2 separate regions of the Homo sapiens genome follow, and region 2 is linked to region 1. Evidence: chromatin loops called from intact Hi-C (ENCODE). Cell type or tissue: mammary epithelial cell. All regions are shown on one strand. Each heading gives the region's core, and the rest is flanking DNA. Links, peaks and the distances in the headings are about the cores only.

Region 1 (12,208 bases), core at 2,186-10,185:
ATCTCTTTTGGTCACTAGGTTAAAGGTTGCAAAGTGGACATGTTTCTTATGATCAGGCCAACAAGAAAATAAATATTTTCTTAACTCTTCAGACAAACAAAATTCTACTCATGTTAAGTAGTTTATTTGCAGTTTATTATTAGAACTAGTTAACCATTTTAATGTGAACATTAATTTGGCTATAATTTCTCACAAATGTTACATTTTGGTGATTAGGATGAGAAATCCAGAAATACGATCTACACACAGAAAGTAGCTATTAACCTCCTGCAGAGAAAGATTTGTACATTTGAGTATGAAAGTCTGTTAAAATATCTCATTGTACATGCTGACGGATTTTTCTTGTTGTCGTTAAAAGATGACTAAATGAAGTGTTAATATGTATCTTGTTTCTTTGGTTTCAGTTTTTCTGATGGCTAAGTTCCTTTTCAGCAATATATTTTAAATTCAAGAACAATTTAATACATAACAGCCACAAATTTCCTAAATAATAATGTTGAGAAAGATAGTATTTAGTCCCCCAAGTTAGTTGTTTTTATTTGCAGTGAGAAGTGGTACACAGCTTCAGAGAAGGGGAGAGACAGATGTTGTCAGTTTCTGAAAAGGGATGGTGTTTCTAGTGGATGAGAGAGGTAAACCTGCCTAGCACATGCACTGCCCATGGCCTCATGACAGCCTAGGCTAGACAGCTCGAATGATCTGGAGAATGGTGAAAGAGAGAGACTTAAAAAATATAAAGTAGATATCCAAGGGGCCAAGGACATAGGTCTTCCCATACTCAGAACTGGAAGGTAGTCAGTCATATGTTGATGGCCTCTCCTGCTCCACAAACTCCTACCTTGGCATCCATTGCTCTGCATTTGCTTTTTAGGTCCTTGACCTTAAGTCTCCTCCTATCAAGCACCTTGTTCTCACCAGCTGACACAAGCCTATTCTGCACACCTTCTGGAGAAGACATCCTGACCTCTGTTACCTAACTGGGAGAAATGACTTCATTGCTGTGTAGTTTCAGGCTAGGTGGGAGGGAGTCTCTGGAGGTGTCCCAGAAGTTTGGTGGCAGGGAGTAGCGTTGAGGAGTGGTTTAATGCCTGGTCATAATGAGTCTTGGCAAGAGTCTGAATGTGCAAGAGCAAGGAAGAGGGAGGGCTTGAGGAAACTGCATGGTGTTGAACCTGGGTGACTAAGAGGATGGAAGTGCCATTAACAGAAAATGGGAACAAATTGGAGCAACTCAGTTGATACATTACTGCCTTCTCTGGAAGGCTAGATGAGCATATAGTAGGCAGGCACCACCTTGATATTTGTTTTGGTGAAATTTCACTTGGATGCAAAATGGTAGAGAAAGATATGTGAATGGATTCATCTAGATGGCACTAAAACAGTTGATGCAGGTCTCCTCATCACTCACATCTCTCTCTTTACACCATTTACTTCAGGTGATTCTTTCTAAAACACAGTCTTCAGCATTGCCTCTTAACCATTAAGACTGTTTACAAATGACTGAAAACCTAACCCAACTTGGATTTACCTTTAGAGAGACAGAATCAGCTCATATAACTAAATATTCCAAAGATGCTTTGGCTTCAGGCAAGGCTAGAGCTTCAGTGATATGTCCAAGCTAGAAAATAGTTTCTCTCTCTTCCTTTCTCAGCTCTACTATTTCACTGTTGGCTTCATTTTTCAGAAAGCTTCTTTTTTTGAAGGTCTCAACATAATTGTCAACAGCTCCCAGCACTAAATACTTTAAGATTAACCTAGAGGAGAATGGGGGCCTCCTTCCCAGGAGTCTGGGGGAGGGAAGAGGAGGGTGGAGTCTGAACCAATCACTTCCCATGCTTGTCATGTACTCAGTATATTCAGCAAGCAACCCTGTCCTCCCCTGTCTCCATGCTTATGTTTATACATTCTCTCAGTCAGAAATGCTCTTTTCTATAGTCTACAAATCCCCATATCCTACCTTAGCCATCTCATCCATGAATCTTGCCTTGGTAACACCTGCCATACATTTCTTTTTCCTTTGACTTTCCATACTCTTTATTCAAACCTGCCTAATAGCACTTACCACATTCTTCTTTACCTTAGGGTGTGGTACAGGCCTCTTCTATAAGGTTTAAATTTTTTGAAGGAGAAATCTGTTATTGGCTAGTCTTTGTGTCCCCAACATCACCTGGCATTGGTTTGTAAGTTGTAGATGCCCAATAAGCTTCTGTTGAATTAATGAATAAATGAATGAACACATTGAGCTAAATTATATTTCAACAAGATACTCATTCATGCATGTCTGAATGCAGGGTAGTATATAGCCTGGAGAAAATCTCATCAGAGGCCCTATTTCCTCATATCATTTGTAACCATGCTAAAGTGAACACATCAGGTATGAGAGAAAGATATCAAGACCACAATCTAAGCCAGAAGGAAAGTAAAGGAAATAGACTGTTGCCAAGGCAGCAATTAGCAGAACCATGTGGGTTTGGAAAGTATTTGAGCCTTAGGTGGTTTTTTGATGAACTGGTAGGACAGCTTTGCTCCCTTTCTCTTTCTCCCTCCCTGACTACACTCTGAATCTGGGTCCAACACTTGCAAGAGTTTAGGGCCCAGAGCAATCAACCTGATTAGCTCTGCCCTAAGATTAGCTCTGTCAAACCTAACCTGCAAGCTCCCTTTCCTGGTTACCATGTGACCTACCAAACATTTCTATTTATTTGACATATGAAATGTAAACTTGGACACCAGTTGATCCTGCTCCAATCTGGCCACAGTCTACACTGTTTCATCTTTCTGTTTATTTACAGGGCTTCCATCCGGCAACGCTCCAAGTCTCAGCTTTCTTACCTGGTGCACGAACCTCCATTAGCTGTTGTAGATCATAAGTCTACCTATGAAGAAGATAGAAAGGTCAGGCACCAACTGCTTATGGGGGGGAATGGAAGAAGTCTCTCCTGGGGACTGTTGGGTACCCTTTAAGCCTGAGAATATGAGTTTTCTAGGTATATATCTAGCAGTGTTTCAAGTCAGACTAAAAGACAGAGCATTAAGACCTAATGAAAACTCTAAGTTTTACACAATATTTTTAATGCAGATTAGTTAATTGATTATTTTTAAGAATACAAGGTAATGAAAACTGGACTTCGGAGGGTTAATTGTCTTAGACAAACTATTCTAACAAACACAGAATGTGTGAATTCTAGATATTTAGCAGATTATTTGCTCATATGTAGAAATCCTTTTATAAAAGTTGTTAAGAATACCTGAAAGCTTTTTTCTCAAATTTTAAAATTTCTTTCTTAAATTACAATAATTTTGGCAAAAATACCTTGATCAACAAAAGTGTTTGAATAGGCTAGCCCTTATTACAAGTTATCAAAATATTTGAATTAATGGAGGCCAATTAGGTTTCACAGACATTTGTTGATTTCATACAATTTTTATAATGGTTTTAAGATACATTTAAAATAATACTATCAATTTTAACATAATTCAAGGTAGCATAAAATTAAAGAGCTAGGAAAGCAAACAACATGTATAGCAATACACAATTTCTTCCTAAGGATGCAGGTGTCCTGCTGTTGTAGACATTGTCTAATTTTCACATAAACAGACCACCCATTCTCCTCCAAGCCTTTCCTCATTACTGCACGTTACATGTCAGCCCTGATACTTTTACGTTCATTCCCCTACCACCCTTCGTTAGAAAATTTTCATGGCAATTTTCTTATTGAGCCTTAATCAAAGTCATGTTGACTTATCCCCTTTCTAAATTATAAGCCTCTGAAAGTTAGTGATACACCTTATTTGTGTTTGAATCAACTTGGTTACCTAACCCAGTGCCTTGCACTTAGTAAGGCATCAGGAGATTTTAAAAATTAGAATGAAAACATGAATTTCTACAATAAAATAAAACCCCAACTGCAAGATTTATCAAAGCAAATAAGTCAGAGAATTTTTAAATTACAAGCACATCCATTATGCATGATATAATTTCAAATTGTCTTAAATAAAATTCCAACACGTGAATCCACTAGGCAGTAATTACAAACATTGATTCATAATGGACAAATTTGGAATAAAGTAGAGTACTCTTTATGACCGTATGAAAATGACAAGGGAGTGATTGGGTTCTCTTTTGTTTTTAATGTATTAATACTGAATAAACAGAGGTCTCAATTTCTAACACAGGCTTTAAATAAATTCCATGGAAGACTTTTTCTCAGGAGCAGCAGGATGAATCACAGTGAGAGAAAACACATTTAGCAAGCATAGTTTCTTACTGCATCCTGCCACTAAAGACTCAACCTCTCTTCTAGTTCTAGAAATAGCTATTTCATTGAGTCCATGGTGCTGTCCCAGATAACTATAAGATGTATTATATAAGAGCAGGAGTTTAATAGAGCTTCAGGGGAGAAAGAACCAAACACTACATTGACATTTCTATTGAACCATAACAATACCAATCATATTTAATTTTTGCATTTTAATTTTTTCTAGTTTCTGGGTAGATATTTGACAATAAAAGTAAAAGTAAGAAAGGATGGAAAGAAGGGAGGGAGGGAAGGAAAATCTGACTTTTTCATTGTTGTTGTTCAAGCTGGTAGAGGACCTAGCGTAGGTGTAGGGGACCATCAGATTCCCTGGACATCTGGAGATCAGATTCCCATAGAGTTCTCTTGATGCAGGAACAATTCAGGAGGGAACCATTTAACTAAAAGGAAATCTAAATCTAATATACGGTCTAGTTTTACAGAGATTAAAATGTTTCATATTATGTTCTACTAGTCAGCATTATACATTTAGAATAGAACAATTAAACTCAGTTATATGTAGGCCAGCATACGTTTTAAAAGATGTGACTTTACGTTCTCTCTAGTTAAGGGAGATAGAAAGGAAGAAGAGAGAAAAAATGATAGGAGAGCCAATGTGATTATACTAAAGCTCCAAGGGGAAAAGGTCTCATAATAATACCACTGGTTTGTACGATAATTTTGTTAGTCCTTTAGGTTTAAAAAATTAATGATTTTTGAAAAGAAAATAATGGAAAAGGGTTAATAAAATTTGACTTATGAAATTTCTAATCTCAAGTAACATTATATGGTAAAATGTTGCTCTGTTTTGGTATTTTAAAGTATTTTAATACTTAACTAAATTCCACAAGCCCAAGCATTGGTGAAATCCTTTCTTTTTCTCATGTTGATGGAAAAGGCCTAACCTTACTTTCTGTAGATTGGGAAATACTCTCTTACGGTGCTAAAGGTCGATTCACACAAAGGAGTTATCGCCACCTTGTGGTCTTGTGGAGTATTGACTCTAAAACTTAGAACCATTTCCTGAGAAGTCTGTGCTTTCACCCAAGGTCTCATGGTTAGTTGGTGACAGAGATGAGACTATACCCATTTATCCTTGCTCTCCAAGCAGTACTCTTAGCTCCTGTAAACGGGGTCAGATGTTAGTTACAATGTTGACAACATTAAGTTTAGGATTAGGGAAACCCACAGGCTAAAGGTTTTAGTCTCTAATATTTAGGCAATCTCTTTTGGTGAAACTAAAACACAAGGCAGAACATGTATGAGATCAAGTCAGGATCAAATATTAGACACCCATAACTGCATCACAGATAACTTATGTGATAGGATTTAGGCATTGGTTAAGATAAGACAGAGATGGGACCCATAAAAATGGCTATCAGTATTAGTTCATTTGAAAAATCTCTGCTCCTTTGTCATAGTTACCACTTTTTATCATCAAATCTTAAAGTTATTATTAGGGCAGGGAACCTCTACTGAATGGAAGGCAGAAATTAGTGTAACAAAGTATAGAAAGCAAGACCTAAGATTTAAGTCGGAGGTTATTTTTCCTCTGGCCTACACAGAAGATGTAAGAAAGGAAACAGAAAAGCCCAGTGTCTAGCATTGAACTATGAATGCATCATAGTAGATGAGCAATTTTAAATAAATCTCTTGTTGCATGTATGCAGCATGGACATAAAAGTTTCATTCATTCTTTTATCCCATAAACATCGATTGTACACTGTGAAGTGCCAGGTATCACACTGGGGATGCAAAAATGAACAAGAGCTATTGTTACTCTCCCTACTATGGAGCTGCTGACAGGCATTTCTTTACATATGATTTTTTTTAAAAGTGCTGTGCAACCTGCCAGTGCTACAATAGAAGTACAAGGAAACACATATAAATTTTATAATTTTACCTGTCTGTGAGATTTGTTGTTAATTTATAATCTTCTCTTTATGTTTAATTTTGCAAAATCAGAGAGAAAAATATTTCTTTACAGAATGACTTTAATTATTTTTTGTATTGTTTTCTTTTATTCCTCTCCTGTTCTTTTAGTGGAGATATCAAATAAAATGCAATAAAAAGTCCAATATTTAGGGACAGATTTTCTAGTTTTTGCATCATTCAAGCTGGACAGTTGCATTTTTTCGGGGGGGTCAAACTTTAAAGTCAAACTTTTAGTATAGAGGAACCAAAGAAAATTATTTTAATTAATTCGTATTTCTTGTTAGTGTCTCTTGGAATGAAAACCACTAGACAAGAATTACTTTGTATCGCTTTGAAATGTCCTAAGTGTTGTTGTTTAGAGTTAAGGATAACTTCAGGTATCAGAAGGTTGGGAAAATTTCTATCATGTCAGGCTGTGGGTGGACCATCCTGTGGGGCAATCGTTCCAGAAAATGCTGGTATTTAATGTCACAAGGAAGCTGGCAGAATTTAGTGAGTGCTAATAGTCTTCACAAGTTCCAAAGCCTACCCTTTGATGGTACGTACAGCACAGCTGACACATCTAAAACATACATTATAGAATCCTAGCCATTTAGTGGTGAGAGGAGCCTTGGAGTTCTCACATACTGAACTTTGGTTACCAGAATTACCTGATGAGTATTTTTTAAGACAGAGATTCACAGTTAGGCCTACTAAATTGGAATTCTCGTGACAGGATACAGGAATCTGGTTTTTTAATCATCAACCCACATGAATCTGAGAGCATCCAGATCTGGATACCAACCACTCTCTAGAACAGAGAAGGGGTGAAATATTTTGCTCTATTGCAAGCATTCAGTTAGTCTCACACAATTTCATGATGCTGGCAGAATACATGAGCATCCTGAATCACAGTGTTCATATTCGGGTTTTTTTTTTTTTTTTTTTTTTTTTGGAGATGCAGTCTTGCTCTGTCACACGAGTACCCTGAACCAGAGACAAAGGACTTTATTATTCATAGCAATAGCAGTAGCCAGTGTTCAGCATTTGCACTGGCTCCCCAACCCAACCCCCAGTTCCCACAAGGCAATGCAAAGAGGGCCAGATGATACCAACAAATGAAGTGGGTGTTTTAAACGAGAGGAAACCTGGGCTTGAGGAGCCTGACTCTTTCATAATGGGCAGATGGGGGCAGTAAGGTTTGCACTTCACTTGGGATGAAGACATCTTCTTTGTCCTCCAAAACTGTTTGCTATACAAATACCCTTGAAAAAATAACCCGAATGAAGGTAATCAATGCCTCTGTTCACAAGATGTGCATAAACATGGGAGACTCAGAGAGATTGTTTCCCCAGAATTACTTAGTCCAAGTCTCTCGTTTTAAGGATGAAATAACTGAGGTCCAGAGAGCTAGAGCACTTAGTAATACACTTTACGGGTGGCCACGTTGGGCTTTTCCAAGAGCTCCATTTTTTCTATGCCTATTACACTCATGCTTTCCCAGGTACCCTTATTCCTTTCTGGCATAGGTTGCCTAGAGCTAGTAAGCTGTCACAGGTGAAATAATTGAACAGAAGGACCTGCTGCATGAGTGAGCAGTAATGACAAAGTACAAATGGTGAGAGCAGGCCAAGAGAGAACTTGAAGTGGAGGTAGTACCAAATTCATCACCAGTCCAAGTTGCCTTCCCTCATTTTATTTGACTTGCAACTGTAATGAAATGGACATGACACAGACTTTCATTTAAAATGAATGTGGTCTTTGACTTTGTAAGCAAAGGGAAAATTTTTGAAGATCCTTGCTGTTGTCTATCCCTGCCATCCTGCTCCCTAAAAGATAAATTACTGTGTTAATGAAAGAGAGCACTAATTAAGCTTTATAGTCGATTTGCTGTATATATTTTTGGTAAATGTCAATAGAAAAGCTTTTAAAAATCAATACAAATCTATATAAGCTACCTAAAATCCTTTCTCAAAGTGGGTAATAAATTTAACAAATTAATGAATTAATTACGCTTAAGACCAAACTTGAGTAGTATCCATAGCAAGGAAAAACGATGGCCAAAAAAGACAACGGAGGTCCATGTATAATATTTGCCTTTGAGAAGATAAAAAACTGCTAGCTCTGACTTAATGGCAACTAAAGAGAAATGCTGATTAATGTCCACTCTGTGTGATGAAAATGTGCAATTTAGAAATCCAAATGCAGTACTACTTACCTCTGGGTACTGATTAAGGAAAACCTTACTGAAAACATCTCAATGATAACTGTTGACACCACTTAATGTATTTTAAAAATTATTTTGTCTTATTTCATATATACTGGCCTACCTTACAGCTTTAGCCAGTTACTATATTATAGAACCTTGACATTTATTTTAAAAAATTGAAAATTTCACCAGTCCTCACCGGTATAAATACAACCGTAGCAAAGGTTTTCTTTTTTTAATGGGAGTTATTTTTCTCCAAGATCCAACATATTTATTACTCTCTGAGAGTTAATACACATGTAATCATGAAATAAGAACTATAAGCTCACCTTCAAATGCGTATTCCCTCAGTTCAGTTTTTATTCAAGCCACAGCAATAGTTTTGTTCAAAACGATTCCTCAAAAAATAACAAACAACCATATCCCATAGACATTTGAGGTCACTCATAACTAATCAAACTATGACTCTTAAATCTGTGAATGCCAAAGGATCTGCTGCAAAATGTCTTGAGTACATTTAGATGATTAATATAACCCTCTCTCTGCTCAAGGACAAGGACATTCCTGTGCAGGAAGAAGTTGAACCTGCCCCAGTTAGGAGGATTCTGAAATTCAGTGCTCCAGAATGGCCCTACATGCTGGTAGGGTCTGTGGGTGCAGCTGTGAACGGGACAGTCACACCCTTGTATGCCTTTTTATTCAGCCAGATTCTTGGGGTAAGTACACAGCTGGACTAGCTTTCTTCTTCTCATACCTTTTATTTTATTATTTTGATAAGTCCGCTCTTTGTTTTCATGTATTTAGCTCTTTTCTGTTAGTTCATTTTTCTCATCTCTAAAGAATGAAAAATTTCCTAAGCCTCCATCACACAGAGGGTAAGAAGGCAAAGCTGAGAACTCTCATTTGGGCTCGCAGGGCACTCAGACAGTCATTGTACCTATAAAAAAGAAAATGGTACTGTCACTGAAAATTTTGTGTTAGAAGTGGGCAATTTTTCTAGTAATGTATATCAAACCTAATCAAAATGCAAAGTGGATTCACTGAATAATACAAAAGGCTTTTAGGGAAATTTTGATCTTGCTGAACAGCAGAGGTACAAAGTTTGACTTATATAGCAGGTGTTAGTGTTTGATGTATAATTCTCCACGGATTGCACTATTGAAATAGTAATGTGGATAGGAAGCAGAAAAAGAAAGACAGAAGTAAAATAAGGCATGATTGAAAACTAAGCTTATTCCAATTTTTCACTTCCTAGAATTTCTTATGTTCTCTATCTGACTTGATTGCTGTAATCATCATAATAACTATGAACATGTATCAGGCAATATCTAAGCATTTTATGTACAATAGTTCATTTAAGTTTACTAACAACCGTCTAAGGTAGGTATTCTTGTTATTTCTATTTTACAAAGGAGCAAACCAAGGCACAGAGAGCTTAGGCTAGCAAGTGGTGGAGTTGGGATTCAAATCCAGCCAGTGTAACTGTAGAGCCAGGTTCTAGTAAAATCTTGTCATTGCAAGATTAGTTATCAAAATTTGATCATGGAAACAGTACTGAAAGACAGCTGACTAGATGCAGGTAGTATGTGCCTTCTCCATGAAGAGGAATCAGAATAGTAGGTAGATACTTACATTTGGAACAGATTATCTGGGCTAGAACATTAGGATTCATCAAACAAGGGATGGGAAGCACCAGAAATAAGAAAGGAGAGGATCTAAGGCAGCTTACCCAGTTGGGGACTGCCTGAGAGCCACAAGAGGCTTTTGGATATGGGCAAACAGTAAGAGAGAAACATCCAGGGCTCCAAAATGGGCTTTCACAATCTTGGCTATGGGGTAAATCCTTGACCCACTAGGGCCTTTTCCCTGACATGAAGAGCTGCCTAAAGATTCCACGGAGATGTTACTCCAAAAGGGAAACCCACACAGAATCACACAGGCATCCAATCCTGGAGCAGCCTCTGTCAGGCATCATTTTGAGGGCCTAGATACCAGGAATATACAAACATGCACTGCCTCTGCACTGCTTCAAGGAGAGAGAGGGGAGACTAGATAATCCCATCACCCCCGGGAGGATCCCTGCCATGCTGTTGTGGTCTACTGTTGAGACTGAGTCATGAACAGACTCAGAGTAGTATCATACAAAGATCACACTACTGCATGAACCCAAAATCAAAGCCAAAGTATTTTTTAAAAATCTCCCCTACAAAAGCAAATTCAAAAATTGGAACAAGCAACTGATACATCAGATATACAGATATCAATGGAAGAACATAGGAAACATGAAAAAGCATGGAAATATGACACCACCAAAGGACCACAACAAGTGTCCAGCAACCAATAATGGTGTGGCTTTGTGTCCCCACCCAAATCTCATGCCAAATTGTAATCCCCACATGTTGAAGGAAGAACCTGGTGGGAGGTAATTGGATCATGGGTGGGTGGATTTCCCCCTTGCTATTCTTGTGATAGTGAGTGAGTTCTCACGAGATCTGGTTGTTTAAAACTTTGTAGTCTTCCCCTTTCGCTCTCTCTTCCTCCTGGTTTGGCCATGTGAAGACATGCCTTGCTTCCCCTTCACCTTCTGCCATGATTGTAAGTTTCCTGAGACCTCCTCAGCCATGTGGAACTGTGAACCAATTAAACCTTTTTTCTTCATAAATTACTCAATCTCAGCATCAGTGTGGCCTGGATGTGAGACAAGGTGTCAAAAAAGATTATTTTGGAGCTTTAAGATTTAACGACTGCCATGCTGGGTTTTGGACCTGCATGTGGCCTGGAGCACCTTTGTTTTGGCCAATTTCTCCCTTTTAGAACAGAAGGATTTACCCAATGCTTGTACCCCCATTTTATCTGGGAAGTAACAAACTTATTTTTGATTTTACAGGCTCATAGTTGTAAGGGACTTGCCTTGTCTCATATGAGACTTTGGACTTAGACTTTTGAGTTAATGCTTAAATGAGTTAAGACTTAGGGGACTGTTGAGAAGGCATGACTGTGTTTTGAAATGTAAGAAGGACATGAGTTTTTGGAGGGGTCAGGGGCGGAATGATATGGTTTGGCTCTGTGTCCCCACCCAAATCTCGTGTCAAACTGTAATCCCCACATGTTGAAGAAGGGAACTGGTGGAAGGTGACTAGATCATGGGAGGAGATTTCCCCCTTGCTGTTCTCATAATAGTGAGTAAGTTCTCACAAAATCTGATAAAAGTGTGTAGCGCTTCCCCCTTCACTCTTTCTTCCTCCTGCTTTGGTCATATGAAGATCTGCTTGCTTCCTCTGTTCTTTCCACCGTGATTGTAAGTTTTTTGAGATCTCCTCAGCCATGTGGAACTGTGAGTCAATTAAACCTCTTTTCTTCATAAATTACCCAGTGTCAGGAATAGCAGTGTGAGAACAGTTTAATAGAGATACCAATGAAAAAGAATTTCTTGAAATGCCGGGTAAATAATTTAAAATATTGATTTTTAAAGATAGTAAAATGCAAGAGAAATCTGAAAACCAATACAAAGAAATCAGAAATCAATTCAGGATATGAATGAGAAATTTACCAAGGAGATAAATAGCATTTTAAAAAAATAAGCAGAAATTCTGGAACTCAAAAATTCATTGAAGGAAATACAACATACACTTTAAAGCTTAAATCATATACTAGACCAAGCAGAGATAAGAATTTCAGAACTTGAACACATGTCTTTTGAAATAATCCAGTCAGACAAAAATAAGGAAAAAAGAATAAAAAGAATGAACAAAGCCTTTGAGATGTCTAGGACTAAGTAAAGGGACTG
Region 2 (12,208 bases), core at 1,615-9,614, 320 kb before region 1:
CAGCTAATTTTTGTATTTTTAGTAGAGACGGGGTTTCATCATGTTAGCCAGGATGGTCTTGATCTCCTGACCTCATAATTTACCTGCCTTGGCCTCCCAAAGTGCTGGGATTACAGGCATGAACCACCGCATCCGGCCTTATTTATTTATTTTTGAGATGGAGTCTTGCTCTTGTTGCCCAGGCTGGAGTGCAATGGCAAGATCTTGCCTCACTGCAATCTCCGCCTCTCGGGTTCAAGCGATTCTCCTGCCTCAGCCTCCTGAGTAGCTGAGATTACAGGCCCCCGCCACCATGCCCAGCTAATTTTTGTATTTTTGGTAGAAACAGGGTTTCCCCATGTTGGCCAGGCTGATCTCGAACTCCTGACTTCAGGTGATCTGCCTACCTCAGTCCCTCAAAGTGCTGGGATTACAGGTGTGAGCCACTGCGCCTGGCCTTAATTATTTTTTTATAATGGCATAATATTCCTTCTTTTATGTTCATAATTTGTTTAACTAGTCCTCTACTGATCAATTTTTATATCATTCCTTATCTTTTGCTATTGCCAATAAGACTGCAATTAATACCTTGTTCATATATCATTTTGCATACCTGCGAGTAAACAGACAGAACAGATTTGGAACCACCATTACCATCTTTTTCAGAGTGATTTCCTGGTAATCTTTAAAATGTCTTCTGTGTTTAACAAAATCTAAAGTTGCACATGGGGCTAAGGTGCCCATACCATCAAGGAGTCTCGAAAATATCTGAGAAATACTCTCCTCAGTGTCATTGAAAGTGCATTGGACTAGCATCCAGAATGCTTGAATTCTTACCAAATTCTTCCTAACTTACTGAGATTTTGGACGCTTCATTAAGCCTTTTTGTGCCTCAATTTGCCCTTCTGTAAAATGGATAGAATGCTAGCTATCTGTCTGCCTCAGAGGTTTATGTTAAAATCAGGTAAGACAACCTAGAAGATAGCATTTGAAAAAGCAGAAAGCATATCATTTGTAAGCTACTTCACCATCCTTGCTCATCTGAAGGAGTGGTGATGCCTTCCTTCTTCGCATTTAGTTGGCGAGGCCTCCATTATCTTCTCCAATGGTCGGGATTTGTTAATTGGTGATATTCATGGAAGGAGCTTCCGGATCCTAGTGGAGTCTCAGAATCGTGGAGTGGCCGTGGGTGTGGCTTTCCACTATCACCTGCAAAGAGTTTTTTGGACAGACACCGTGCAAAATAAGGTAAATAGAAATTTCAGTAGCTGAATGGAACCCTGAGCACAAAGTGTTGATAGCTTTTCACTTTTAGAGGGAGTAGAGGGGAAAGTTCCTTTGTTTTCTAACAAAAAAGGCCCTTGAGATATTTTATGTTAATCAGCACCTTTTCCATGCTATACTATTACATGTGACCTATTAAACAAAGCAGTCTATTATATGGATTAGCCTTGAGCAACTTTTAATTTTATTCGAAGTGGAGTCCAGGAGCCTAATTAAAAGAAATAGTAGACATTCTTTCAAAACTGGATAGATATTTGGTAGTAATTTTTGAAATTTGATCATTTAAAATGTAAAAAGCACACTGCTTTTCTGGATGATAAAAATCAGATTTTTACCTGCATCTTCTAAATGGAACTGTAATTCGGGATCGAGTAACAAATATTGACGGTATTTTGTTTAATGGCCCAAATTTTGTTTCACTGTCTTATTTGGAAAGTGTGATGGGTTTAATTTCATCTTGGAGTAATGCAATGGAGATTTTTGAAACATAAATTTCAGAAACTCTTAAAGAGTTATGGAATTTTATTTATTTCTTCTTACATTTTATTATACCATTAATACGATTCTCATTTATTTAAATGATAACTTGCATGAAATTTCTGAAAATTGAGAATTTAGATTTTTAGCACTTCTGATTTGATTATAGCTAAAAAAAATCAAAACAAACCACGTAGTTAGTGATGCTGAAGAAATATAATAATTTTGGTTTTTCTTTCAGGTTTTTTCAGTTGACATTAATGGTTTAAATATCCAAGAGGTTCTCAATGTTTCTGTTGAAACCCCAGAGAACCTGGCTGTGGACTGGGTTAATAATAAAATCTATCTAGTGGAAACCAAGGTCAACCGCATAGATATGGTAAATTTGGATGGAAGCTATCGGGTTACCCTTATAACTGAAAACTTGGGGCATCCTAGAGGAATTGCCGTGGACCCAACTGTTGGGTAAGTGATGTGAAAACATATTGATTCCTGTATTTTTAGAATTTTCTCTCTCCCTCTATACACTGAACATCTACTGGATTAATCAAAGGCTCATTCTGATTTCTTTTAGGCTGTATACTCTAGAAGCCATGTCTATTTTGTGCCCTTATTTATAGAAGCTTTAAGAGAGTTTATTAAATATAATCCTATTTGAGGACATGTTACCCAAACACACCTAGTGGTGTACTAAAAATACTTGTTGTTTTGGGGCTATGAATTTTATTCTTAGTGTTTGCCACGTTTTCCTAGCTAAGAGATTGGATTTTGTGTTCTAACTCAATCTAATAATATTATTACAACTAAACATCACTTATGCTTCATTATTATTAAGATGATTACTCTAACATGAATTAGCTGTAAAGATTTTTAAAGATGGAGGTTGGAACTATTCCTTTCAGAACTTTCTTGATACAGGCTGGGATTGAGATATCAATGCTAATATCTCATTACAAGTTGTTCAGTCTGAATCAATCCAGCAACACCGATAATGCTTTTCTTCAGGTTTAAATTTAAATTTCCCAATCTTCACATTTGAGAAGTGTTATAGGAGACTTAGCTTTCTCCTAGAATTTCACAATTGGGTCTTAGGACCCTTGGATAAGCTTTAGGCTATTTTAGTCTTTGTGAATGATGATTATTCAGTTCTACTTCATTATATCAGCTATCCTTCCTTGAAAATGACGGAAATGTTCTCTGTGCCTCAGAATGGAAAACTGAGGAGCAAAATGGCTTGATAGCTTCTTTTAAAAGGTATTTGTAAGTTTTCCTGGGTGTAAAAAAGAGAAGCAAAGGACAAATAAAGGAAACAGAGGAGAAAGTTCAGAAGGTGAATATGAATTTTTTTTTTTTGAGACAGGTTCTTGCTCTGTTGCCCAGGCTGGAGTGCAGCAGCACAATCACAGCGTGCCGCAGACTTGAACTTCTGGGCTCAAGCAATCCTCCCACCTCAGCTTCCTGAGTAGCTGAGACTATGGGCAAGTGCCATCATGCCCAGCTAATCTTTTAATTTTTGTAGAGATGGGGTCTTGCCATGTTGCCCAGGCTGGTCTTGAAACATGGGCCTCAAGCAATCCTTCTATGTTGGCCTCCCAAAGTGCTAGGACCACAGGCATGAACCACTGTGCCTGGCTGGCTGAATATGAACTTTTAGACTGCCATATTAGTGCATCATAATAGTTGCTATTTGGAACTGTTGATGCTCCTGACTGACCCCCACAGTCTCTTTAAAAAAAAAAAACAACTTAATTTCCCTGTTGTTTTATACTGTGGTTCTCTAATCAGCTGGATAAAATTTCCATTGATCCAAACACACTGTTAAAAAAAATTCCCAGGTTAACTTGTAAAATACCAGATTCTTTCATCTTCTGTTTTTCTTTTGTAGTTATTTATTTTTCTCAGATTGGGAGAGCCTTTCTGGGGAACCTAAGCTGGAAAGGGCATTCATGGATGGCAGCAACCGTAAAGACTTGGTGAAAACAAAGCTGGGATGGCCTGCTGGGGTAACTCTGGATATGATATCGAAGCGTGTTTACTGGGTTGACTCTCGGTTTGATTACATTGAAACTGTAACTTATGATGGAATTCAAAGGTAAGAAGTATTTTTTATGGCTTATGGCTTTATAAGTTGCAGGGAAAGTGCATAAAATGGCTGCAGAGAAATATCAAAGGACCAGAATTAAAATATTGCTTTGTTGGTGGACATGATAGCTTTAATGACCTTTGTACTGACATTTGCATGAAGTGACCTGCTCTATTTTGTTAACTTTTCTTGTGTCCCATAACACAAGAGGTAAACGCTCATTAAATATAACCTCCAGCATTTGTTCTTTGATTTCTCCTCTCCAACTCTTCCCCTAGTCCCACATGATGCACATTATTTTCATTCACTCCTGAGTTCATTTGTGCTTTGTTTCTCAAGATCACTTTCCCTTTTAATTTTCTAACCTTCCCCCAATAAATACATGTTTTATTAGGTATTTGATGTTGCCTACTGGGAATTAATTGGATTTTACTCTGCTCTTATATATTTCAAATTTCAAGGAGAAATTCTTTGTATTGTATTTTTACCTGGTATACAAAGATACTTAAACAGCAATATTTGAATGTAGAATATGGCTTTCTTTTTTTTTTTTTTTTTTTGAGATGGAGTCTCACTCTGTCACCCAGGCTGAAGTGCAGTGATGCAATCTCGGTTCACTGCAAACTCCACCTCCCAAGTTCAAGTGATTCTCCTGCTTCAACCTCCCCAGTAGCTAGGATTACAAGCATACACCACCATGCCTGGCAATTTTTGTATTTTTAGTAGAGATAAAATTTCACCGTGTTTCCCAGGCTGGTCCCAAACTCCTAACCTCAAGTTATTCGCCTGCCTCAGCCTCCCAAAGTATTGGGATTACAGATGTGAGCCACTACACCTGGCTGAATATGGCATATTTTTTTTCATCTTTTTACTCTGATTAGAGCTAACTACAACTTAATGTAAAAAAAATTATTTTAGATCCTCTCCTTTTGGTATTTTCAAAAATTGGGTAAAACATGTTCTTCAAATTTTGACCCAAAATATTATTCTTTGTGGATTCAGCAAATAGGCTGGTTAACTTAATTTTTCCCAATGACTTGATTTTATTGTTTTCTCAATGAAAGCAATATTATAGTTTTGTTTCCTCTTGTATTTCCATTTTGTAAGGATAATATCACAGTTTGCCATTGGATTATATATCCTTGGGACAATCTCTGCTTGGTTAAATGAAGTATTGTGTATTAATATGGTGACTTCCTATCACTGAAACTGGCTTCCATAAGGAGAATATGAATAAATTTTATGAAAAAATTAGCTAACCCAATAAGTCACATAAAATAATTGTGAAATTGCTTAAATTTTTTCTCTTTGGGATGTTTTAGCATTATATTATATAGTCTAACTTTTGCTGAAGTAAAAAAAAGTAAAGCATAAAAGATAAAAATCAATGGAATTTCAAAAAGATTTGAGTGGTTTGCTGGCTGTGAAGAAACATCAAAGAAATATTAAAGCTCACAAGTACAGCTGAAATCATAAAGTCATTGCCTCTCGCTTTGCCAGCAGGTGGCATTCAGGGTTTTGGAATTTGCTAACTGAGAGAGAAACTATTCTCTAATCTTAATGTACCATGTCATTATAGAATGTTTCAAAGTGTGCACTAACCTGCCACCTTAGGTTTCTTTGTTTACTCCCCTTTAGTGTGTTTCCCAGCTTTAATATCTTCAAGTCTTTTCTTAGAGCTCTATTGTCCTTTTTAGTTTTCAGGGGATGCTAAGATTTTTCTTTGAGGTCTTTGTATTACGCCAAAATAAAGAAAATAAGAGTTTTCCCATATCAACCGTCCTCTGCCTCACTCTGTTCATGAGTCTAACTGAATCATTGTTTATGGAGACATAGTCACGGGGGGCGTTGTTGATTTCCTCTCTTCGCTTAGTGCCTAATTTTACTTCTGTTTTCTTCCCAGTTAAGTGGCTTTGGGCCTCCATTACAAGTATGATCAGTTGATAGTTCCATCAAGCAGATGCATAAGAGTGGTAGTGGCATTGCTTCTTGCTTTCCTTACAGTGACATCAGGAACAGATGTGGGCGTTTGCTGGGGCTTGAACCCTACCACTCACTGTCCTGCTCCCTAATTGCTAGGAAATGCTCAATGGTGCAGTGGGAAATAGTTGGCAAAGGCATCTTTTCCCAGACTTCCAAAGTCTTGGTATACTCTTTCACTTATGGTATTCAAAATGCTATTTCACATCTTAGCCTTTTAGATGTGGGGCAACCTAAAAGGAATGAAGAACAAAAGGGGAAACAGTAAATTCCAAAAAAGTCTAGGACAAGCTAAAGGATTGACTGGGACTGGAATGTAAGTCTCAAGGGTCTTTTCCAAGAGACAACATGAAAATCCTTCTATCATATGTAGATGGAAATATGTATACATCTAAAATGTATCTTTTCTATCTATTCCGTATTTGTGACAAGAAATTATTTAGCTTTTCAGGCATTTAATTGAACTAACTACAGCTTTAATTATAATAAAGCAAAACTAACAAATTGTATGATATATATGTGTCTTTTATAACAGGAAGACTGTAGTTCATGGAGGCTCCCTCATTCCTCATCCCTTTGGAGTAAGCTTATTTGAAGGTCAGGTGTTCTTTACAGATTGGACAAAGATGGCCGTGCTGAAGGCAAACAAGTTCACAGAGACCAACCCACAAGTGTACTACCAGGCTTCCCTGAGGCCCTATGGAGTGACTGTTTACCATTCCCTCAGACAGCCCTATGGTAAGCCTCAGAGCAGTGGTAACCATGCTTGGTACCGGACTTGGTGGAAAGGTTTTCTCAAAGCTTTGAAAGTTAATAATGAGGGGTCTTATGTGATTTGGGTGGCATTCTCAAGTATATGAAGGGTTACCCAGAGTGTTAAACTCTCTGAAACTGGTTCTGCAGGTTAGGAGCATTCTGAAGAAACTGATGTATTTCACAGTTAAATGCCAAATCTAGAGGGAATTTAGAGATTTATTTAACAGATGTTTATTAGCACCTGCAAAGATGCTTGGGGGTATAGCAGCTCACAAACCAAACCAAAATACCTATCCTCATTCTACTGGGAAAGACATCTATTTCAAACTTCTAATATTACAGTTAAGGAAACAGGTCCCATAGAAGAAAATGACATGTCTAAGTGTCCATTTTCGGTAGCATCAGAGCCATTTTTTTCTTCTTCTCTGTTGCATATGTATGGCACCTGTTCTTTGGTTCTGATTAATCTGTCATAGGCCAACTGGGTTTGGTGTCTCTCTGGCTGGTCACTTATTTTAAAAAAAGAAATATTTTGATTCAGACACTGCTTAGTCTTCTCCTGTTATTTTACCACGTGATTTTTTCTTTTTATTTTTTCTGAGATGGGATTTCCACTATGTTGGCCAGACTTTTCTGGAACTCCGGGCTTCAAGCGATCCTCCTGCCCCGGCTTCCCAAAGTGTTGGGATTACAGGTGTAAGCCACTGCACCTGGCCTATCATAAGCTTTGTTTATGTTTCCAGGTTATAGCTTGAGCTTTGATAAGTCTATCAGGACTGTATATAGCTCTTTTCTGTATTTGCTTGTGGATCAAAGAAAAAGAAACATAAACTACACTACGTTGGTAGAAAGCTTAATATTGGTGAGCAATAATTTAGAGGAAAACAGATTTGCTCTAAAACTCATGTTAAGTGATGGATCTATTTAGGATGAAGAAAGACTGCAAAGTAATGAGGTTAACTTAACAAAAGCCCAACCACTAGAAATGACACATTCAGATGAATCTCCTTCAATGTCATCATCCTGGGAAAGTATAAACTTGTCTAAAAATAGATATTTTATCTGAAAACATTTTTGGAAATATCTGTTTTGAATAGTTTTTACACTCAATTCACAACTAAACTCACACCTGCCCTCACATTAGATCCATTAGATCAATGATCAATGTGATCACTCAAATTACTATTTTCATTATTTGGCTCAGAATGACATCTGCCTATTGTTTCCCCAAATCAATCCACCTGAGAAGATAAAGAGAATATTTTAAAGAATAAGTCAAAGGCTAAAAAGACAATTTTGAAAGCAGATATAAAATTTCTAGCTGTGGCAGTGCTCTTCCTAAGGTCACTACTTTGAGAGTGGCTTTTGGAAGTATAAACTGGTTTGTGTTGCAGACATTTAAGGTTTTGGAATCAGATCTGGCTTTGAATCCTAGTCAAGCTGTTTAGCTGCTGAATAATGTTGGGCAAGTTATTTAACTGTTTAGATTCTTGGTTTCTCCTCTGTAAAATTGGAGGACTAATACTTACCTCTTAGAGCTATTGGTTAAGTTGGTTTACTTACAAAGTAAGCATCCAGTGAGTAATATTTATTATATCCTACAAATGGCAAAAAAGCAGTGAAGTGTGGGTTTTCTTTTGACAATTATTTCTAATCATGGAGGATAGCAGACATACTCTGACATAATTATTGGGGAGAAAGTTGTAGGAGTCCTTTCTTTTTTTTTGCCACCGTCTGTTGGAGAGTGGATGGGAGAGCAGCAGTGAAATTGGGAGGGTTAGTGTAGCCAGATGTGGATGTATCCAGTAGTAACCAGTAGTAATGTTTTCAACACGTTGCTAATCCATTACTCTATTTCACCTATAGGTGAAAAGGGCTAGAAGTGGCTTCATGTCTTGGATAATTACACATTTCTAATTGCAATTTAACCCTGTGCATTTTTCCTTCCAGCTACCAATCCGTGTAAAGATAACAATGGGGGCTGTGAGCAGGTCTGTGTCCTCAGCCACAGAACAGATAATGATGGTTTGGGTTTCCGTTGCAAGTGCACATTCGGCTTCCAACTGGATACAGATGAGCGCCACTGCATTGGTAAGAAGTCTGTTTTGGACGTTGTTGGCAGGTGACACAGGTGTATGTGTGTCCAAACCTCTAACTAGACTAACTGCTACTCTTGAACTGGACCAGCTCCCTGTCTAACTTCTTGACTGCAAATAAGCTTTCTGTAGCCCACAGGGCATCTTCCTTGGTAGGCACCACTTCTACTATACACAGAACTATGTTTGAAAATGTAAATTTCTGTCTTTTGGGATTTTGCTTTAATCCCACATCTAAGGTTTTCTTGGGTTCCCTTCCCCCTTTGTTTCCTGAAGCCTTTTTCTCCTATTAACTATGATCTTGAAATTCCATATGGTTGAACTTTGAGCTCTTTTCTATGCTATGTATACCTTTTCCACTTTAGATGTTAGCCTTAACTTTGATGGGAAGTACTGTACTTCTCCCCACTTTGACTTCTCCTAGACCACCACGTATGCCCCTTTCAACCAGGTAATCACATCTGAATCTTATCTGGCTTATTTTTTCTCTCTGTATTCCAAAGTAAACTCCTGAGCATTGGGGTGGCTCAGTTACTCACACAGTTTTTCACCTTTCAGTTCAAACTTTCTTGTATCTGCCTCCATATTCCTGATTTCATTCTTACCTTGAAGGTTTCCTTTCTTCCTCTTTGGTTTCCTACACATCTATTCACACTTAAGCCATCGCCTGGGCCCCAGCTAATGATGAAATGCACTCCTACAATATTTGTTTTTCTTATTTTCACTTCTACATTTCTCCTTTCTGTGCCTGTGACAAATTCTTGCTCTCCAGATGTTGCGGTTTCTAGCGTCGTATATAAATTATCTTATTCTAACCCAGACACATTTGTTAACTTCTTAGGTAGTTTTAGATTCAGAAAAATCACCCTCATTAAAAACAACATGTATTTCTAACTATTATATCAATAGTGCGTTGTCTAATAATTTTGCTTTTAAATTCCGTTACTGCGATTTTTATCTTTGTCTTGGGCATACCTCCTTCATCTTCTTGACTCCCTGGCATCCTGTCACAGTCTCCTCTTTGCTGTTAAACATCACTTCTTCTTACCTATTTCCTTTATCCCTCCCCTTCCTTCCCTGCTTTCACTCCTTTATATCTTTATATTTCTGATTGCTGTTAATTATCTTGGTATCTACTGTAAGGTTCTTGGTGTAGATCTCTATGCAGAAGTTAAACCAACTTGAGGATTGTTACGGAATTACTATAGAGTTCAGCTCTGTATGATTTTTAAACAAAAGATTGATGGCACAGGTGAGAAAGGTTTCTGTGTGTGTGTGTGTGTGTGTGTGTGTGTGTGTGTGTGTGTGTGCATGTTTTGCCTGTTTATTGTAATGATACTTATAACTTGATAATTAAAACTCAGTATCTAATTTTTAAGCAGTCCTTTTTATTTTATTTATTTATACTATTTTACTTTAAGTTCTAGGGTACATGTGCACAATGTGCAGGTTTGTTACATATGTATACATGTGCCATGTTGGTGTGCTGCACCCGTTAACTCGTCATTACATTAGATGTATCTCCTATTTTATAAATTAAGCATATGGATATCATTTTTCATATAAATACATTTTAAGGATACATTTCTTAGGAAGAAGGAAGATTCTAATACTTGTATCTCCCTCATAGTTGCTTATCTTTTTTTCTTCCCTGTATTATTTCTAACTATGCTTTCCAAAAATTTATTTTTACATTTATTTCAGAATTATATTTTATAATTTAAAGTTTGCTCTGTGGATGCATTTATCTGGAATTTGGGAGGAGAGAAAAGAACCATGCTGTGACTGACTGTGCTGTGTTATTCTTCCTACAGCTGTTCAGAATTTCCTCATTTTTTCATCCCAAGTTGCTATTCGTGGGATCCCGTTCACCTTGTCTACCCAGGAAGATGTCATGGTTCCAGTTTCGGGGAATCCTTCTTTCTTTGTCGGGATTGATTTTGACGCCCAGGACAGCACTATCTTTTTTTCAGATATGTCAAAACACATGATTTTTAAGCAAAAGATTGATGGCACAGGTGAGAAAGGTTTGTGTGTGTGTGTGTGTGTGTATGCGTGTTTTGCCTGTTTATTGTAATGATACTTACAACTTGATAATTAAAACTCAGTATCTAATTTTTAAGCAGTCTTATTTATTTATTTATTTATTTATTTATTTATTTATACTATTTTACTTTAAGTTCTAGGGTACATGTGCACAACGTGCAGGTTTGTTACATATGTATACATGTGCCATGTTGGTGTGCTGCACCCGTTAACTCGTCATTTATGTTAGGTATATCTCCTAATGCTATCCCTCCCCCTCCCCCCACCCCACGACAGGCCCTGGCGTGTGATGTTCCCCATCCTGTGTCCATGTGTGCTCATTGTTCAATTCCCACCTGTGAGTGAGAACATGTGGTGTTTGGTTTTCTGTCCTTGCAATAGTTTGCTGAGAATGATGATTTCCAATTTCATCCATGTCCCTGTAAAGAACATGAACTCATCCTTTTTTATGGCTGCATAGTATTCCATGGTGCATATGTAACACATTTTCTTAATCCAGTCTATCATTGATGAACATTTGGGTTGGTTCCAAGTTTTTGCTGTTGTGAATAGTGCCGCAATAAACATACGTGAGCATGTGTCTTTATAGCAGCATGATTTATAATCCTTTGGGTATATGCCCAGTAATGGGATGGCTGGGTCAAATGTTATTTCTAGTTCTAGATCCCTGAGGAATCTCCACACTGTCTTCCACAATGGTTGAACTAGTTTACAGTCCCTCCAACAGTGTAAAAGTGTTCCTATATCTCCACATCCTCTCCAGCACCTGTTGTTTCCTGACTTTTTAATGATCGCCATTCTAACTGGTGTGAGATGGTATCTCATTGTGATTTTGATTTGCATTTCTCTGATGGCTAGTGATGATGAGCATTTTTTCTTGTGTCTGTTGCCTCCATAAATGTCTTTTTTTGAGAAGTGTCTGTTCATATCCTTCACCCACTTTTTGATGGGGTTGTTTGATTTTTTCTTGTAAATTTGTTTAAGTTCTTTGTAGATTCTGGATATTAGCCCTTTGTAAGATGGGTAGATTGTAAAAATTTTCTCCTATTCTGTAGGTTGCCTGTTCACTCTGATGGTAGTTTGTTTTGCTGTGCAGAAGCTCTTTAGTCTAATTAGATCCCATTTGTCAATTTTGGCTTTTGTTGCCATTGCTTTTGGTGTTGCAGTCATGAAGTCCTTGCCCACACCTATGGCCTGAATGGTATTGTCTAGGTTTTCTTCTAAGGGTTCTTATGGCTTTAGGTCTAACATTTAAATCTTTAATCCATCTTGAATTGATTTTTGTATAAGGTGTAAGGAAGGGATCCAGTTTCAGCTTTCTAAATATGGCTAGCCAGTTTTCCCAGTACCATTTATTAAATAGGGAATCCTTTCCCCATTTCTTGTTTTTGTCAGGTTTGTCAAAGATCAGATGGTTGTAGATGTGTGATATCATTTCTGAGGACTCTATTCTGTTCCATTGGTCTATATCTCTGTTTTGGTACCAGTACCATGCTGTTTTGGTTAC

What was found. A loop is a pair of places that touch in the nucleus more often than their neighbours do. Peaks named below come from ENCODE experiments on the same cell type or tissue, not always from the same donor. Only the 100,000 strongest peaks of a DNase experiment are listed, where the experiment ranks them.
Region 2: it touches region 1 in a loop (8-fold over the local background); 2 of 110 quality-filtered maps call a loop at or near these places.

What each region holds. Positions count from the first base shown.
Region 1 is chr2:168,954,893-168,967,100 of GRCh38, reverse strand. ABCB11 (ATP binding cassette subfamily B member 11) reads left to right here. Exons shown (of 28, transcript NM_003742.4): 18 at 2,793-2,895; 19 at 8,973-9,137. Among named protein-coding and RNA genes, the nearest start is that of G6PC2, 60 kb to the right of the region's middle. In mammary epithelial cell, for the core only: a CTCF peak has its summit at 5,275 (motif pointing left); DNase peaks (open chromatin) are centred at 2,440 and 5,260.
Region 2 is chr2:169,269,369-169,281,576 of GRCh38, reverse strand. LRP2 (LDL receptor related protein 2) reads left to right here. Exons shown (of 79, transcript NM_004525.3): 11 at 1,058-1,227; 12 at 1,982-2,205; 13 at 3,626-3,832; 14 at 6,339-6,541; 15 at 8,510-8,650; 16 at 10,470-10,673. Among named protein-coding and RNA genes, the nearest start is that of LRP2, 87 kb to the left of the region's middle. In mammary epithelial cell, for the core only: a CTCF peak has its summit at 5,327 (motif pointing right); no DNase peak of the experiment used is centred there; H3K27me3 peaks cover 120 bases.